Linked DNA regions of Homo sapiens: region 2 is linked to region 1. Evidence: read pairs that join two places in POLR2A ChIA-PET (ENCODE). Cell type or tissue: MCF 10A. All regions are shown on one strand. Each heading gives the region's core, and the rest is flanking DNA. Links, peaks and the distances in the headings are about the cores only.

What was found. ChIA-PET counts read pairs that join two places held together with the same protein. Peaks named below come from ENCODE experiments on the same cell type or tissue, not always from the same donor. Only the 100,000 strongest peaks of a DNase experiment are listed, where the experiment ranks them.
Region 2: POLR2A ChIA-PET joins it to region 1 with 5 read pairs; 1 of 35 experiments calls an interaction of 5 or more read pairs at or near these places.

The regions. Positions count from the first base shown.
Region 1 is chr13:95,563,032-95,568,552 of GRCh38, reverse strand. The region is part of intron 3 of CLDN10 (claudin 10); the gene reads right to left. Among named protein-coding and RNA genes, the nearest start is that of CLDN10, 13 kb to the right of the region's middle. In MCF 10A, for the core only: a CTCF peak has its summit at 4,245; a DNase peak (open chromatin) is centred at 3,342.
Region 2 is chr13:95,507,444-95,512,964 of GRCh38, reverse strand. All of the region lies in intron 2 of CLDN10-AS1 (CLDN10 antisense RNA 1), which reads left to right. It also overlaps a transcript of CLDN10 not described here. Among named protein-coding and RNA genes, the nearest start is that of CLDN10-AS1, 24 kb to the left of the region's middle. In MCF 10A, for the core only: no CTCF peak of the experiment used is centred there; DNase peaks (open chromatin) are centred at 2,854 and 3,224.

The sequences.
Region 1 (5,521 bases), core at 922-4,921:
GCAGGTTCTGAAGGCTGATCAGAGGTTAGCCAGGATGTGAAAAGGAGAGGAGCAATGGGGGTAAGAGCTGAATTACCAGAAAGCAGGGCACGCTGGCAGAAATCATGATGTCATGCACTGGTCAGCAAAAACAAAAGAGAGCGCCAAATATTTAGTTCCCAAGCAGATTTTTAGGTCATGCTAGCATAACAAAAGCATCTAAGTAATTCTGGTGATCTGAGGTGGCCTGCACTATTTCTGAACAAACTGAAACCACTGAGTAACACTTTCTTAATATTTAACAGTTGAACTCTATTTTGTTCTTACCACTTGGCACTTATCTGGAATCTCCTATCTGAGAATATGTGAGATCACTACCAACATTAGTTCATCCTCCAAATAACTCATGAATGGAGTAAACTTAAATAAACAAACATCCATAATGTATTAAATTATAATAAGTATAGAAGAGAGAAATTAAACATCTTGACAAGGTCACCTGATGAGGTCAATATTCTTTTCAACCTCACCCAGGAAAATCTGTATAGCCTAGAAATTTACTTCTTACATTGTCTAGTGTCCATTCAACTTGACAACAAGAATGAGATAATTTGACTGAAAGTAGGTAGTTGTTCACATGCAAATCAATAAACGTAATCCATCACATAAACAGAACCAACGACAAAAACCACATGATTATCCCAATAGATGCAAAAAAGGCCTTCGACAAAATTCAACAGCCCTTCATGCTAAAAACTCTCAATAAACTACGTATTGATGGAACACATCTCAAAATAATAAGAGCTACTTATGACAAACCCACAGCCAATATCATACAGAATGGGCAAACCTGGAAGCATTCCCTTTGAAAACTGGCACAAGACAAGGATGCCCTCTCTCACCACTCCTATTCAACATAGTGTTGGAAGTTCTGGCCAGGGCAATCAGGCAAGAGAAAGAAATAAAGGGTATTCAATTAGGAAAAGAGGAAGTCAAATTGTCCCTGTTTGCAGATGACATGATTGTATATTCAGAAAACTCCATCGTCTTAGCCCCAAATCTCCTTAAGCTGATAAGCAACTTCAGCCAAGTTTCAGGATACAAAATCAATGTGCAAAAATCACAAGCATTCCTATACATCAATAACAGACAAACAGAGAGCCAAATCATGAGTGAACTCCCATTCACAATTGCTTCAAAGAGAATACAATATCTAGGAATCCAACTTACAAGGGATGTGAAGGACCTCTTCAAGGAGAACTACAAACCACTGCTCAACAAAATAAAAGAGGACATGAACAAATGGAAGAACACTCCATGCTCATGGATAGGAAGAATCAATATCGTGAAAATGGCCATACTGCCCAAGGTAATTTATAGATTCAGTGCCATCCCCATCAAGCTACCATTGACTTTCTTCACAATATTGGAAAAAACTACTCTAAAATTCATATGAAACCAAAAGAGAGCCCACATAGCCAAGACAATCCTAAGCAAAAAGAACAAAGCTGGAGGCATCACGCTACCTGACTTCAAACTATACTACAAGGCTACAGTAACCAAAACAGCAGGGTACTAATAACAAAACAGATATATAGACCAATGGAACAGAACAGAGGCCTCAGAAATAACACCACACATCTACAACCATCTGATCTTTAACAAACCTGACAAAAACAAGAAATGGGGAATGAATTCCCTATTTAATAAATGATGCTGGGAAAACTGGCTAGCCATATGTAAAAGCTGAAACTGGATCCCTTCCTTACACCTTATACAAAAATTAACTCAAGATGGATTAAAGAATTAAATGTAAGACATAAAACCATAAAAGCCCTAGAAGAAAACCTAGGCAATACCATTCAGGACATAGGCATGGGCAAAGACTTCCTGACTAAAACACCAAAAGCAATGGCAACAAAAGCCAAAATAGACAAATGAGATCTAATTAAACTAAAGAGCTTCTGCACAGCAAAAGAAACTGCCATCAGAGTGAACAAGCAACCTACAGAATGGGAGAAAATTTTTGCAATCTACCCATCTGACAAAGGGCTAATATCCAGAATCTACAATGAACTCAAACAAATTTACAAGAAAAAAACAACCCCATCAAAAAGTGGGCAAAGGATATGAACAGACACTTCTCAAAAGAAGACATTTATGCAGCCAACAGACACATGAAAAAATGCTCATCATCACTGCTCATCAGAGAAATGCAAATCAAAACCACAATGAGATACCATCCATGCCAGTTAGAATGGCGATCATTAAAAAGACAGGAAACAACAGATTCTGGGGAGGATGTGGAGAAATAGGAATGCTTTTACACTGTTGGTGGGAGTGTAAATTAGTTCAAACATTGTGGAAGACAGTGTAGCAATTCCTCAAGGATCTACAACTAGAAATAGCATTTGACTGAGTGATCCCATTACTGGGTATATACCCAAAGGATTATAAATCATGCTACTATAAAGACACATGCACATGTATGTTTATTGCGGCACTATTCACAATAGCAAAGAGTTGGAACAAACCCAAATGTCCATCAATGATGGACTGGATTAAGAAAATGTGGCACATATACACCATGGAATACTATGCAGCCATAAAAAAGGATGAGTTCATGTCCTTGGCAGGGATATGGATGAAGCTGGAAACCATCATTCTCAGCAAACTATCACAAGGACAGAAAACCAAACACCACATGTTCTCACTCATAGGTGGGAACTGAACAATGAGAACACATGGACACAAGGTGGGGAACATCACACACTGGGGCCTGTCAGGGGGTGGGGGGCTGGGGGAGGGATAGCATTAGGAGAAATACCTAATGTAAATGATGAGTTGATGGGTACAGCCAGCCAACATGGCACATGTATACCTATGTAACAAACCTGCATGTGGGGCACATGTACCCTAGAACTTAAATAATAATAATAAAAAAAGAAAGTAGGTAGTTGTTTATTTCTAACTACTAAATAGCCACAATGGTGAAAATATTTTATTATATAAAGCTTAAATCCTAAAGTAGAAACCAAATACATGCCAGGAATGAGAAGTGCGACATGATTTTGAAAAGTCTGGAAATAAGCCTAGAGGATGATAAGACCCCAACACAAAAATAGCTGGGCCAAAATATTAACGGTAAATGTCATATACAAAAAAAGAATAAGTCTAAGACAACAATTCTGTTCTACTTCCTCAACCAGAGCAATCAGTTAAGTCGTATAACTTTGCATGATTTGAAAAGAAGTTTCTTAATGTTGATCAATTCTTACTTGCAATGGTTTATCTAAGAAAACAAAGCTGGACATTCAGAAAGTTAGTGGTTTGGATAACAAAACAATGGTGGGAATAACGTAATTAAATTTCAACATCCTGGTATGGTGAATCATGCTAAGGAGTACCCATTACTAGAAGCTTGCAGGAGATTTTTTTTTTTTCAGATTTGTTAGTTTTTGTTTTAATAAAAAGGAGGAAGTTAGTTTGACACAGCCTAAAGGGAAAAGTTGAAAAACAGTTTTCAAGGCTCTGCAAGAGCTCATGCTGGAGTCATCAAACATAGTCATAGCTCGAATGAAAAAAAGCAAAACAAAAGGGAAAAATAGAGAAATAGCAGAACACGATGAAACTCTTTACAGATTGCAGTTCTGTCAAATGATTGTAGCTCGGAAGAAAAATCTTCCCAGATACGTGGTGGGAAAGGAAGGACTTTTAGAGGAACTAGCCACTGAACATAAAGTGCAATACTGCCTGCCATGTGCCTGCTGCAATCTTTACTCCAAGTCCATGCTAGAAGCCACTCATTTTTTCCTCATCAACAAAGCTCCTGTTGAGTTCCTTGCATATAGCAGGAATGTATAGGGAACTTGGTTCATGAGCTTAGTTGTGTTTTCCTAACTTGGGCAACCAAGATGTGCCTTATGTAGAGTTGTCCTGGAAATCTACAAAGAAGATCCAATTAACACGGCATACAAATCTGAAGGAAAAACAAGAGCAGCAGCAAAGCAAGAACAACAAAACCATGCTCTGAGGTCTAAACTCTTTTCCTTAGGGGTTGGGTATTGGAGAGCAAGTATTTGCTCACCAGAAATTTAAACTAGAACATGTGACAAGTCGCTGTCTCTCACTGCGCTTCCTAAGGGCCCAAACACACATGCTCCTGCAGGGAGAGATGGTATTTAGTGGCAGCTAGTTTTTGTAAGATTAATGTAAGATAATAATGGGAAGAAGAGAGCTTTCTTGCTCCATCCTCTGGGAGGCTCCCTCTATCCACTGAGACAACAATTTTCTTTGCTAATTCTGAAAGGACTAGGTCTACACATAAGAATTTCACTTCTAGGTACTGTGCTAGGGAAAGAAGATACAGTTGCATAGACGTTTTCTGACCTCAAGGAACTTAATTCTTATGCCAGCTGATTAAGACACCAAAGACATAGAACATTCCTATAGTGGCATCTTCCACATCCCAGCCTATCTAGGACTGGCCCTGCCACAAGCTTTGATTCTACAACGTATTCCTCTCTAAGTTCATGTACAAACAAAACCAGAAGCATCAATTATCAAATTCCAGCAAATGCTAGCCAGAGAAGTGCTATCCCTAGAATAAGCCAAAATAAAATATTGCTTTAAAGATGACATTTGAGAGCTAGGAAATCAGTTCATTTTGTGCTGATAGCCAATTTATAGCTTATTCATCTTCCCAGTTTTTATCCCCTCTACTAGAAGGTGTTGATAAACGGAAACCAAGTGAAGTCATATTAGTTAATTTATTAGTTTTTATACAAGTGTGTTTTGTTTAAATGAGGTCTGAGTTCTTGTGGGTGTCATGTCATTTTTATGCCCCTTTTCTATCATTGTGGGTAATTAGAATCTGATGGTATCTACAATTCTCAGGCCTTGATAATTCCTTGATCCAACTGGATTTTGTTGAAATCATGGAGGACCTTTCTTTGTGAAAGGCACTGCAGGGAAAACAGAGATGAAGGAGAGAAAGTCCTAATCTCAAGAAGTCAACTCATTCTCAATATCAGGTTTTTTATAGTCTATATTTTCTATAGACCTTGATGCAAAGGGCCTGTTATTTGTAAATATTACCAATGGATAAGCACTGCTGTTTTTCATGACCCCTGGTTCTTGTGCTTTTAATTACATTAGGTAAATTGGTGAATTGTAGGTGTTATATTTTTAAGCCACTGCAGAAAAGAGCTAATAAAGGCATCTATAAAGATAAGCCACATCTTACATACTATACAGAATTAAAAAGCAATCTTAATAATAATTAATATAACACAATAAGAGCTAATACAAGGTGTTTGCTCTGTGCCAATCACATCTATCTCTCTCTCTCTCTCTCTCTCTCTCCTCTCTTAACTCTCACAGCAATTCTGTGAGAGGTATGCTATTATTATCTTTGTTTTACAGATGAGAATACAGACAGAGAGAGAGAGAGAGAGAGAGAGAGAGAGAGAGAGAGAGTGGGTAGGCAGAGACAGAAAGAGAAATTCCAAGAAGCTAATGAGAATGGAATAGCCAATGTAGC
Region 2 (5,521 bases), core at 763-4,762, 55 kb after region 1:
GGTTGAGGCTGCAGTGAGTCAAGATTGTGCCACTGGACTCCAGCCCGGGCAACAGAGAGAGACCCTGTCTCAAAATAAATAAATAAAAATAAAATAAAACTCTTACTGTGTGCCAGGTATTGGTGAAAACAAAAGTCAAAACCTGGCACTTTCTGTGGGTGAAAAGCTGATTTTTCCCTAATCAGGTTCAGTCTATTTTCCTAAGGAAGCCTATAGGGTTGTAAGCCTGGACACACAAGTGCAGTGCTCTAGCCTGATTGAAAGCATGGCCAGCGTGGTGGAGGTGGCAGAGAGGAGACAGTACCAGGTGACTGGGGGACATGGCACAGGGCTGCAGCTGATACTGCTCTGGGCCCCTGGGAAATTCCCAGGACAGCATCCTGTGTGGCACAAACTAAGATACAGTCCTTGGGTGAAATCATCTCCCTCAAGGGAAGTTAAAACACTCGCTATCCCCCTATTCTCCAATCTCTCCCTTCCTAGACTTGTTGGCAAAACACATTGCTCACATTTACATCGAAAACAGATACACAAACCCAAAACAAACAAACCAAAAACAACAAAAAAGGAGAGAGAATCTTTATCTAAGATGACTTTTCTTAGTTATATCATTGGTCCTAGCCTTGTTGGTCAAACACATTGCTCATATTAACATCAAAAACAGATATACAAACAGAACACAAACAAACAAAAACCAAAAAAAAAGGAGAGACGATCTTTGTCTGAGATGACTTTTCCTAGATCTATCATTGGTCTTAGCCTTGTTGGTCAAACACATTGCTCATATTAACATCAAAAACAGATATACAAACAGAACACAAACAAACAAAAACCAAAAAAAAAGGAGAGACGATCTTTGTCTGAGATGACTTTTCCTAGTTATATCATTGGTCTTAGCCTTGTTGGTCAAACACATTGCTCATATTAACATCAAAAACTCTGGGGACTGTTGTGGGGTGGGGGGAGAGGGGGGGGATAGCATTAGGAGATATACCTAATGTTAAATGATGAGTTAATGGGTGCAGCACACCAACATGGCACATGTATACAAATGTAACTAACCTGCACATTGTGCACATGTACCCTAAAACTTAAAGTACAATAATAATAATAATAAAAAGAGAAAAAAAGTCAGAAAAAAAAGATATACAAACAGAACACAAACAAACAAAAACCAAAAAAAAAAAAAAAAAAAAAGGAGAGAGAATCTTTGCCTAAGATGACTTTTCCTAGTTCTATCATTGGTCTTAGCCTTGTTGGTCAAACACATTGCTCATATTAACATCAAAAACAGATATACAAACAGAACACAAACAAACAAAAACCAAAAAAAAAAAGGAGAGAGAATCTTTGTCTAAGATGACTTTTCCTACTTTTATCATTGGCCTAGGTCTGAAACACCAAAGGAGAAGCTTCCTCTCCTCTTCTTTCTCTCACCTCTGCCTACTGCAGAAAACTCTTTCACAAAGAAACACTTTTGTATGAAACCAGTTTCCTTCACATCACTCAAGTTTCTCAACACTTGTTCTGTTAATAAACAAACATAGGTTTGAAAGTCTTCCTTGTTTTAGGACTTTCAAACCTATGTTTGTTTACTAACAGAACAAGGATTTAGGGTTTTTTTCTCTTTCCTTTTTTGTTCTCTGCCATTCTATCATAGGTTTTGCTTTTTCACCTAAAGAAAATCCCACAATGGCTTGGATAAATGATACTAATCTGTATTTACAGTATCTCACTTTACTCCTTGCTATTTTGAGTTCTTACAGTTGACTGACTTTCAGATGTATGAAAAAATTGGACCAAGTTCTTGAAAAACTGGTTGTCAAATCCTAATTCTGTAGATGTTCCAAGAATTCTTGAGCTTTAAAAAATGATCCCTGTCATGAAATGTTTTATTTTCTAGAAAATTCTTATGCCTGACAAATACATCATATTCATAGAGTACTTTTATATTAGATTTCAGGAGCTTTACATTTTTTTGGCTGACAGAGCGTTTCCAACACCCTGAACATTTTCTTAGTACCTTTGTTTTATACTTGGAGGACTGAGGCCTGAATAACTTGTCTCACATAGCAAGGTAGTCAGTAATGGAGTAAGTTTCCAACTGGTTTATTGTAGACTTACTGGTTCATTGGAGACTCACTCCAACAAATTTTCACTTAATTTCCTAGCAATATAATTTATGAATTATCAATATTAAAATATTTCTTTATTGTGCAAAGACATTTTATGTGCTTCCAAGAATTGTTTTCATAGTGTATAAAAGAGAATATACATATTTTATATAATTATGTATACATATTATATGTATATACTTAAGCCATAAAAACAATTCAAACATGAAGGTATAGAAAAGATTATGGTAAGGCAAATGAGCAAAGGCTTAATAAATAAGCAAGTAATCAAATGTTCAAAAATCAATGCTATGTAAAGATAAGATCTTTACCCTTAAAACATTTACCATTAACCCGGGAAAACAGAAAACAAACAGTCTCTAATTGATGCCAGCACAAAGAACTAGAGTCCTTGTGCAAAATACAAAGACCTTCTGGAAATGGCAAAGGAAGGAATGAATTCATAAACTTTAAAGTGTGCTCAGAGGGGTCAGGACAAGCACAGGCTTCTCAAAGGAGGTGAGTGCTCTTTAGGTGGGAAGATGGTGACCACGTGGATTGAGGGAGAATTGCAAGATTGGCCTAAGCAAAACTCAAAGGCAGAAATGTCCAGATTTTCTCCCTTGTCAAGTGTTCTTCACTGGAAGCCAGACTCTCGCTATCATTCCAGGGTGTCCCTCTGGGGAAAGGGAAGGAACACCACCACATTAAATGTGACTCATCTCAGTCTCAGAAGCTGTGGTGTGCTGGAACTTGCTTGCAAAAGCTCAAGAGAGCTTTCCCGTTGCAATTTGGGGAAGTGAATGACAACACATTGGTAGTTTTGGTAGTTTAGAATCAGCCAAGTTGGGAGTATTTACACCACAGAAAATGACAAATGCTACAAATCAGCTCCCCATGCCTATCCTACCCACCACCTTTTAAATGTTTACCAGCACACCTGGAAGCTGTGCATTTTACAGTCAGGGTGCTATTGTGGCAGCTGTGTGAGAGGAAGAGAAAGGAGATCTCTGGGAGTGGGGCAGAAGAAACAAGTAAGGAGTCGGAGGTAGAGACAAAGACGATGGTGGCAGGAAACCACCAATGACCATCAAGAAGAGCGAGTGAGTCACCTAGGAATTCATGGGAAAGAGATGAGTCCAGAGGGGACTGGAATCACCGTAGGGAAAAGCAGAGTTGCTTAGTGCTCTTACTATATGAGTGCTGACTTAAGATGTTAAAAATCTGCTTATATTCGGTCTGACACCTAACATTTTTATGAAGCTAAAATTATTGTTGCTTTGCTATGTCACCCAGTCACTTGTTTCTGTTCACTGGAGCAGATCCAAAACAATTCTTTAATGAATTTTCGCACTGCCTGCAGGTACTGCTGCCACTCACCTCTGAATTAAGGAATTTCAGGGGTGATCTCATTATGCTCAATTTTCCTCGATGTCAGACCTGACCCCCAGCCAATTTCCTGTTAAAGTGCATAGGTCCATCTTTATGGCCACAGGGAGGGGCTGGTCTTCATACACTTGCCATTGTAAACAGACCTAGCAGTCCAATACCATATTCACAGTCTCTTATTCCAAAACTTGCCTTTTCTCCTACATTACAAACCTTAGTTATTGTCTAAGTAGTTATCCAAAACAGAAACTTGGGAGTCATCTCTAGTTTCTCTATCTCTTTCATCTCCCATGTCTGACCAGTCAGCTTAATATCTTTAGTATCTGTTCCCAACTGCTTCTGTTACTGCCTTACATCAAGTTCTCATCCCTTTTTCCTTGAGTTCCACAAAAACTGCCTAATCATCTAGGCAGTGGACATCTTCAGCCTCACCATCCTCCAGTCTCTGCCCCATATTAGACTCACATGGATAAAGCACACAGCTGATCATGTCAAACCAACAGGGGTTTCCTCAAAGTTTTCTAGAATTTTCAGATAAAGTTCAGACTCTTCTTGTCAACCCACAAGGCCTTATGAAACAACGCTCATCTAGTTCCTCAGTCCCATTGCTCATGAATCCTCCATAGCCACCAGCTCTTTGTGCTTCAGCCTGGAACCCACCAGACTACCCGGCTCCTCCAACTACTTCATTACTTACCTAATTCCTACTCATCCTTCAGGATTCAGTTAACAATCACCTCGAAAAGGAAGTCTCCCATGATGTCCAGAATGATCCAGATATCGCTCCCTCTTCCCCTCACTCCTCTCTGCTTCTATGGTGACTGTATCCATTTCAATCCCAGTTCTGGTCATACAGTTGGGCGGTTGTCCGCCTTCCTTACCTCATGGCAAGAACCATGTCCTCTTTGACCTTGTGTCCCTTTTTACTAGCACTTAATTGATGCTTGATGTATGTTTGGACAATGGTTTGTCCTGGACTTGATTTTCCCTGTAGCTGGGATAGTTAGCTTGAGAATACAGGGGTACATATGATACAGAAAATAATGCAAAGCAGGGAGTAATATGTACTTGGCCGTATTCTGTGACTCTAAAATGTAAGAGCATGAAAGACAAAGATGAAACATTCTTAGACAGGTGGCCTTATCAACACTAATGCAGAGAAGAGGAGTCAGGAAGAGGCTGCTGGACCTGGCCACAAGAATGTTAATGGTGACCTTATATTAGGTAGTTTTAGGGAATGCAATGAATGGCATAGAAGGATAGGGTGTGGGAGAGGAAGCTAATGAATATATGTTAGTTCAGGGTGTGCCAGATGCTTTACATACATAATTTTATGTCATCTTTATTTTTTATTTATTTTATTTATTTATTTTTAAGACAGGGTCATGCTCTGTCACCCAGGCTGGAGTGCAGTGGTACAATCATGGCTCACTGCAGCCTCCACCTCCTGGGCTCAAGTGATCCTTTCACCTCAGCCTCCCTAGTAGCTGGGACCACCGGCATACGACACCACATCTGGCTATTTAAAAAAAGTTTTTTGGCCAGGCTTGGTGGCTCACACCTGTAATCCCAGCACTTTGGGAGGCCGAGGCAGGTGGATCACTTGAGGTTGGGAGTTCAAGACCACTCTAACCAACATGGAGAAACCTCATCTTTACTAAAAGTACAAAATTAGCCAGGCGTGGTGGTGCATGCCTGTAATCCCAGCTACTCAGGAGGCTGAGGCAGGAGAATCGCTTGAACCCAGGAGGCAGAGGTTGTGGTTAACCAAGATTGCACCATTGCACTCCAGGCTGGGCAACAAGAGCAGAACTCTGTCTCAAAAAAAAAAAAATTTTTTTTTTTGCAGGTGTCACTATGTTGCCCAGGGGCGTCTTGAACTCCTGGGCTTAAGTGATCCTCCTGACTCAGCCTCCCAAGGTGCTGGGATTACATAGGAGTGAAACACCGCACCTGACCCCACATCGTCTTTATAATCACTCTAGGAAATAGGTTTATGTCCTTCAGAATAAAAACAA